2 separate regions of the Homo sapiens genome follow, and region 2 is linked to region 1. The links are chromatin contacts, found by Hi-C or POLR2A ChIA-PET in ENCODE. All regions are on one chromosome and are shown on one strand. The core of a region is the stretch at or near the end of the contact, and the rest is flanking DNA. Distances in the headings are between cores, read along the strand shown. Region 1 overlaps LPCAT3 (lysophosphatidylcholine acyltransferase 3). Region 2 holds the start of C1R (complement C1r).

Region 1 (3,694 bases), core at 813-3,312:
CCAGCACGGCTGGCATTGACAACTCACAGATCTAGAGCAAAACCAACATGCACTTGTAGATGATATTTCCTACTTCTCTGCTATCTGTAGGGATCCTTGCCTGTCCATTTTCTAGCTCTGGTGCAGTCATGCTGCTGCTGCTTTAGTAGACACTCACGTCATAGTCTTCAGTGAGGAGATAGTCTTCTGTGATGTGGGGGCTGAGCAGTGTGTAGCCCACTAGGTAGAAAAGGCCCAGACTCAGGCGCTTGAGAGCAGGAATGATGCTGGAAAGGAACGAGTGAAGTTCCTGGTCACAGAGAGCAGAGACTATTCCCTTCACCCTCTGACCTTCAGTTATGGAGAGGAGTGTTTAGGGGTGTGGTTGTCTACCTGGAATGGGATGAGAAGCTCTGCTGCCCAAAGTGTTTCCTGTTTCAGGGAAAGATTTCTATGGCTGGCTATGAGGAATGGGGACTGCAAACCTCTTAAGAGTTGTAGGAAAGTCAGGGCAGCAGACAGTGGACCAGTCTTGTGTTTACCCCTCAGGGATGCTACTGATCTCAAGGTCTTGCCAGGTCTCACAATCTCCATTGGGACTGAAAACCCAGTGGAGGTAAGATAATAAAAATAACCACTTTGAATCTGCTCCTTCATTTCTTGGTTGAATTGATGCTGAAACACAGGATGGACAAGTTCTCAGTGAAGGAATTCTTCTGGCAATTAAACTTTTTTTTTTTTTTTTTTTTTACCATTTTAATTTTTATTTTCTAGAGTCAGGGCCTTGCTCTGCCACTCCGGCTAGAGTACAGAGGCATAGTCATTGCTCGCTGTGGCCTTGAACTCCTGGGCTCAAGCGATCCCCTTGCCTTGGCCACCTGAGTAGCTGGGACTATAGGCATGTACCACCTTGCCTGGATAATTTTTTTTTGTAGAGATGGGGTCTCACTATGTTGCCCAGGCTGGTCTTGAACTCCTGGCCTCCAGTGATCCTCCTGCCTTGGCCTCCCAGAGCGTTGGCATTACAGGCATGAGCCACTGTGCCCTCCTGCATTTCCTACTGATAAATATTTTTGAGACAGGATTTTGCTATGTTGCCCAGAATGGAGTGCAGTGGTGTGATCAAAGCTCACTGCAGCCTTGACCCACCTCCCCTGGACTCAAGCAATTCTCCCACTTCAGCCTCCTATGTAGCTTGGACTACAGATGCATGCCACTATGTCTGATAATTTTTGTATTTTTTTGTAGAGACAGAGTCTCTCTATGTTGCCAGGCTGGTCTAGAACTCACGGGCTCAAGTGATCCTCCCACCTCGGCCTCCCAAAGTGCTGGGATTATAGAGGTGAAACCACTGTGCCCAGCCTCTATCTACCTACCTACCTATCAACCTGCCTACCTACCTATCAATCATAAATATATTTCATATATACATGAAAATAGGCTTTAAAGGCAGAAATGTGACTGGTTCAGGCAAAATCCTGTGGCATAAATGTGGATTTTTATGTTTGTACTAGTGTTAGAATGGATAACTGGAAGAACCCTAAACTAAAAAGGGCCCACTCCTGGCACAGAGTGCCTGTTACAACAGTCCAGGGCCTGCATGACTCAGGTCTCTATGCCAGGGTCATGCTGGAGAATGCAGCTTTCAGAAGAGTCACTTCAGAGTGAGTGAAATACCTACACAAACATCTGGACCAAGAGGGGCAATTACCTGTTTGGTATCTTTCCTGGTATGTCAATCAGCTCTCCCTGCACCAGCTTCATGTAGTGATTCATTGAGAACTGGGGCCCTACCAAGAAGGCCCCATAGAAGTAGGAGAAACCAGCAACTTCCAGCAGGGAAGGAACACCACGTATGGCATATTTCTGTTGCTCAGAGGACAAGGAATTCTATGCCAAGAAGAGAATGCATGGTTCAGGATAGCCTTGAATCTCCCCACAAGAGCCACTTTGAGTGTTCCCCACCTGTGTGCCCCACTGACTGGGGTTCTTCAAATAGCCTTCTCTTTGGGGGATGACAAATAGTTGCTTCTTGTGGAAATGCGTATGTGTGTGCATAGCTGGCTGTTGCTGCTTTAGCAAATGCCTTGCTGGCATTGATCTCTGGACTTTGTGCAAGAGCTGGATCCTGGGCAAATTAGATTTGTTGATCCTTGCTCAGTGCTATCTGAAAGGGAGATTGCACAGGCTGGGGAATGAGGGAGAGGCTCCGCTCTGGAATTTGGGTTCAGTCTTTTGTTAACAACTTTTTTCTTCCCTTTCATTAAGTCTTGAACCTCTCTGCCGATGAATGGGTACTTACCTGATCTTTCCCTCCGTCAAAGTAGTCAACAGCCAAACCTGAGCAGAGAGAGAACGGATGGGTAGGGTGGTGGGAGAGGACACTGAGGATGTGGCCTGTAGACTGAGTGCAGCCAGAAGTGTATGGCGGGGGGCGGAGGGGGGGTGCCGAGGAAGTTTTTAGTGAGATGGGGGAGGGACCTACATGTAAGGAAGGCAGGCAGTGACCATCACTCACCAATCAGCTTCAAAGTCAGAACACAATGTGGCATTGTCCACTTGATATCGTAGTTGCCGGTGGCAGTGTAATAGTATCCAGCCAGAAGGTAGGCCTAGGAGAGGCAGAAGTATTTATTCTAGCATCACTACTATTTCTTCTCCTTGCTCTGAAATTCAATGTTCTCTTTCCTTTTTCCTTTCTCCTCATCCCATCATTAAAAGCCTTAATAAATTCCTACAAATGGAGGTGCTGAAAACCTGTAATGGGAAGAGCGTTGCTCAAGGCTTCTTGGCAAAATGAGGGCTAAACTGAGATGAGAATTTAGATGCTGGGACCACAGGTGCATGCCACCCCACCCGGCTAATTTTTAATTTTTTTTGTTTCACCATGTTGCCCAGGCTGGAGGGCTAATTTTTGTATTTTTTTTGTAGAGATGGGGTTTCACCATGTTGCCCGGGTTAGTCTCAAACTCCTGGGCTCAAGCAATCTGACTGCCTTGGCCTCCCAAGGTGCTGGGATTACAGGTGTGAGCCACTTTGCCTGGCCTAGGCTTAGGTTCTTTAACTCATTCTAAGTTGCTTTTCTGTCTTGCCTTGAAGTGACTCTGCTCCTGGATAGTGGGTTAAACCAAAGAGCCTAATGGCACAGTATGCAAAGGGTTAGCTGGTGGCCCTTCCTTGAGGCAGGCAAAGAGTTACCATTACAATCTGTGGATGGAACACTTGGGCCTGTGATAAGCCACCTACCTGAAGTCATACTGCTAAGTGCTGGGAGAGGGGTTAGAAATTAGGTCTGCTAATTTCTATACCACAGTCCCCTGCCTACCCCTGTCCCCTGAACCGCTGTCAGCTGTAGCCTGAGCTGCTAAGGGAAAGACGTTTACCATCTGGAAGCAAAAGGTAGTGAGGACGGCAGTGATGGTGCGGCCCATTAGTCGAAGGATGAGGAACTGAAGCACAATACACAGCAGGGAGTGGTAGAGCTGGTTTCCTGGATGCAAGAAGAGAGAATTTAGCCTGGTTTTTACACTCCCACCGTCCTGAGACTTCCAATCACAACGTAATATATAAAGAAAAAATGTTGGCATCAGGATCTTTTTTTTCAGAATAACCTCATGTTTTGGAGGAGAGGATGGAAATTATTTATTAAAATAAAAAAGATTATTAGGGTGTTATTTTATTTCTTTTCTTTTTTTGTTTGTTTTTTTAGAGATGC
Region 2 (3,694 bases), core at 1,094-3,593, 110 kb after region 1:
CCCATTCTCCTCGTTGGAGAAGTCTGTGTGGAAGGTCAGCAGCATCTTGTTCCCTTGGGACATAAATTCCTTCTTTCCCGGGGGGTTGCCCAGTGGAGAACCCAGTTGCCCACAGAACCTCCCCAGGCTTTTCTTATCAGCAGAGATCTGGTGGAAGAAGGACAGGGGGTAGGAAGAAGATCTGTTGCGGAGTGGCGCACGTGGTGGCTCAGTGATGGTCCTCCTTGTCTCGCCCAGAGTGCATCATGCACCACAATGGCTCTGGCTGGTCACTACCTGCTGGGCTCAGCTGCTGCAAACTTCCCCATGTGACTTTCAGCTGTTCCCTGAGTCTCCCACTGACTCACTCTTTGCGTGTTGTCCTGGACTGGGTACCTCACCCTTTCCCTGTTTTCTGCTCCTCTGGCAGGTTTCAGGTCCTTCTCCATCCCCACCACCTCCTATGGCCTGTTCCCCTGGGGTCCTGGTTGTCTGTACCCAGCCTTTACCTGCCCCTCATTCCCAGAGCTCAGACAGCTCCGCTTTATTTTCTGTCTTCAGATTCCACCTCAGCCTAATCAAACCATTCACACCTCGAGTGCCTCCTGATGCCCTCGGCGGAACATGAGCCCTGAAGCCCACCCATCTCAGTGTCAGCAGGCACTGCCTCGTCCCTCTTCCTTCCTCCTCACAGCCTCCTCAACCTCTCCTTGACTCTGCCAGCAAACGCCCTCCCCCAACACTGCACACTCGCCAAGTCTTCTGAGCCGGTAAGACGTGCCATTGTCATGTAATTCACGCATAATCTCCAGGGGTCTCCTGGGAATGGTAGTTGTTGGACCTTCGCAGGCTCTGCTTGAGCCCTGAATCTCATTTTTACTGGATAGAGAAAGACAGGCCTGGGAAGGTACCCTTGGTTGCCACAGAGGTGAGGGTTCTGAGCACACTGTCCTTGCTGAAGGCTATTCCTGTGCTGCCAGAGCCCACATTTCTCCTCCTCATGTCCCTGTGTTCCTGTTGAAGCAGGCAGCCATGTCAATCATTTCCTTGGAGACAGGGAAGCTGAGGCACAGTGGTTTCCCAAAGACTCTCAGCTAGACAGCAGATGGGGAAGGTTTTCCTGACTCAGTGGATGTTGAATTTCCTGAGTGGGTCCTGTCCCCTTCCTTCTCTGTGCTTCTCCCCTCAGTGCTCACCGAGGGCCTCTACACCAGTGAGCGCCCATCCAGGGCATCCCCGGGCTCTCAGAGAGGCCGTTGGCCATCAGCTCTTGTGGGGCTGGGCTGTGTCTGGGGGTGTGCATGCCATACAGATCCCAGATCCCAGAGGGCCCAGTTTTGTCTCCCCTCTGCCCGCCCATCCTGCCCCTACCTTGACATAATCATAGAAGCAGCCTTCAGAAGGCTCCAGGTCAAACTGCTGGAAGACGAGCTTCACCCTGTATCCCGTGGGGACTGTGATCACAGTGGTTGTTTCAAAGTTGTTGGGGTAAGGCTTGGGGAACAGAGGGGAAGTCACCTCCCCAAATAACTTCTGAGGGATGGGAATGGAGCCTCCTGCCCTGCAGAACAGGGCCGGCACCAGGAGGTACAAGAGCCACCTGCCAAAACAAAAGAGAGTATCTGGAGCTGGAGGGGTTCAGCACTCTTGCCATGTGGGCAGTGGCTGTGGCAGGGGATGAGACGGCCATACCACTGGGCATTCTCCTCTCTGCCCACCCTGAACCTCACAGACATGTTCTCAGCAGGGGTGCGTGGGTGGGGAGGATGGCCTGTGCAGCTGCTGCATCGGGTCACTCTCCAGGGCAGTGTCCAGTCCAGAGGCCACCACACTCCCCTCACACTCCCTTTCCAGCCTCCTCCCCTGCCCGGACGCGTCCCTCCCCTCCCCTTCCAGGAATAGGACTGGCTTGGGACCAGTTAATGGAGGGTGAGGGTTTCCACCCGTGGGTCTCTGAAAGGGCTCCCACAGGTTCAGCAAGAGCGTCTGGGAGAAACCATCTGTGGAGTGGGGGACACAGGCACAGAGTGTCCCGTCCTGGGCAAGGGGTCCCCTCCTCTCGCTGCTCCCTGCCAAGAGCCCAGAGGGAAGAAAGGACCATGGCATGAGCATCTATGTATGAAGTCTCCTCTGATCCCTAGGAGGAGGGATGGGGCGTGTGTTGTGTGTGTCCACGCGTGTGCACAGTGGAACTGATGAGGTGTGTGAAGAGAGAAGGGTGTTCCTGTCTCCCTGAATTGCCTCCCATGCCCTGGCTTCTCCCCTGGCTTCTCCCTCCCACCTGGTTGCCCATCACCCTTACTCACATTTCTCAAGGCCCGTGTTGAATCCTGGGCTCTCCCGACAGCGTCTTCGTGCACTGTGTGCAGAGGGAGCCCGCGTCATGCACAGCAGGGAGGGGAGGGTTTTCTGTGGAGTGGAGGGGGGACCATTCCCGGAGGAATGTTGGAGGGAATGAACTATTTGCATAAACAAAAGATCTGAGTTTCCACTTTAATTTAGTTTTGGTTTTGAAATCCCTGTTTGTGGTGCCACCTGCTGGTCGGTGAGGGAAAGGGCTAAGGAGACGGGAGTCTGGCTTTTTAGGGCCCGGGGAGCCTTGGGTTGGAGGCCCAGATGTCTCAGTCTCTAAATCTGATCAGCTTCTCCCTTCTTCCAAGACTTTCCTGGGGGCTGCTGCTGTGTTTACAAGGTTCCTACCAAAGCAGTGGGAGACCACAGGTGGTGGTGAATTCTCTTTTCTGGGCTGTCCTTTCCCATTGACCCTGTTCTTCCTGCCCTCATTCAGCCCACAGCCCTGGTCCAAGAATGGCCCGGGTTTCAATGCCCAGGACGTAATGATAGGAACACTGGGGCAGAGGAGGGTGTGTGGGAGCGGGCAGAGGAGAGAGGAGCTTGGTTGCCTTGGGGCCCTGGCCTGCTTTAGCCATGAATGACACTTGGACATAGAATAGGGTTGGCCATGTCAGGGCAACCCTAAATCAGCCCTGGGTTTGAGACCCTCTGGGGCGGCTGCGGAGGGGGTAAAATGTCCCCATCTCCTTAGCATCTGCTCAACACAACTGCCAGGGCTGAAGCTAAGGATGCGGGTGTGGAGCAAGAGGGACTCGGTTTTTCTGAGATGAAGCCAGGCCCCTGGGAGGGAGGAGGGACCCTAGTCTCTCCTGTCCATCAGGCCATAGTGTCCTGCTTTAAAACTTTTGCTCTTGGCCACGTGTGGTGGCTCATGCCTGTGATGCCAGCACTTTTCGAGGCCAGGGTGGGAAGATCTCTTGAGCCCAGGAGTTCGAAACCAGCCTGGGCAACATAGTGAGATCTCGTCTCTAAAAGTTAAAATAAATTAAAAAACAATTTCATTGTTTTTGGAAGGCTTTCTTCATCAACTCTCCATGGCACCAAATATCTGATGGCACTTCATCCCACGGAGGGGCTTGGGCTGCAGAGCAGGACTCTGCGTTCTTAAGCCTTTGTAGGCTGTTCTGCTTGTTTCCCTTATTAGATGAATCCCTCCAACCTCCACCCTTCTGCCCCCACCCCCGTTCATCCATTTATGGGCTACCTGTTTAATGTGCAAGACACTTTCCCAGGCAATAGATTGCAAGAATTCACAGAGCTGATGCAGTTCCCCATCAGGCAGTGACCACATCATCAGTAGTTAGACAGCAGGCACACAGAAGGTGCAAGATCCACCAACGCTTGGAGGGTTTCTCCAGCA

Evidence for each region. A loop is a pair of places that touch in the nucleus more often than their neighbours do. ChIA-PET counts read pairs that join two places held with the same protein, here RNA polymerase II (POLR2A). Pooled maps may share reads with other maps.
Region 2: a loop to region 1 is called in a map of Caco-2, with 7 times the contacts of the local background. The contact joins the promoter of C1R here to the enhancer-like site in region 1. A Hi-C loop is called at or near these places in 20 of 168 maps with a recorded cell type or tissue (B cell, CD4-positive, alpha-beta T cell, CD4-positive, alpha-beta memory T cell and 15 more), 31 of 37 single-sample maps with no recorded cell type and 33 of 50 pooled maps. POLR2A ChIA-PET finds 5 or more read pairs at or near these places in 18 of 52 experiments (AG04449, CD4-positive, alpha-beta memory T cell, Caco-2 and 13 more).

What each region holds. Positions count from the first base shown.
Region 1 is chr12:6,979,314-6,983,007 of GRCh38, forward strand. LPCAT3 (lysophosphatidylcholine acyltransferase 3) reads right to left here. Exons shown (of 13, transcript NM_005768.6): 3 at 3,363-3,469; 4 at 2,498-2,591; 5 at 2,282-2,319; 6 at 1,691-1,869; 7 at 158-266. It overlaps EMG1 (EMG1 N1-specific pseudouridine methyltransferase), which reads left to right. Exons shown (of 6, transcript NM_006331.8): 6 at 1-623. Among named protein-coding and RNA genes, the nearest start is that of EMG1, 10 kb to the left of the region's middle. Within about 2 kb of position 2,063, at least 2 of the 41 ENCODE cell types and tissues checked have a DNase peak (open chromatin) inside an H3K27ac peak, as active enhancers do.
Region 2 is chr12:7,090,102-7,093,795 of GRCh38, forward strand. It overlaps C1R (complement C1r), which reads right to left and starts at 2,344. Exons shown (of 11, transcript NM_001733.7): 1 at 2,286-2,344; 2 at 1,351-1,579; 3 at 1-147. The coding sequence starts at 2,287. RefSeq lists an enhancer at 2,392-2,686.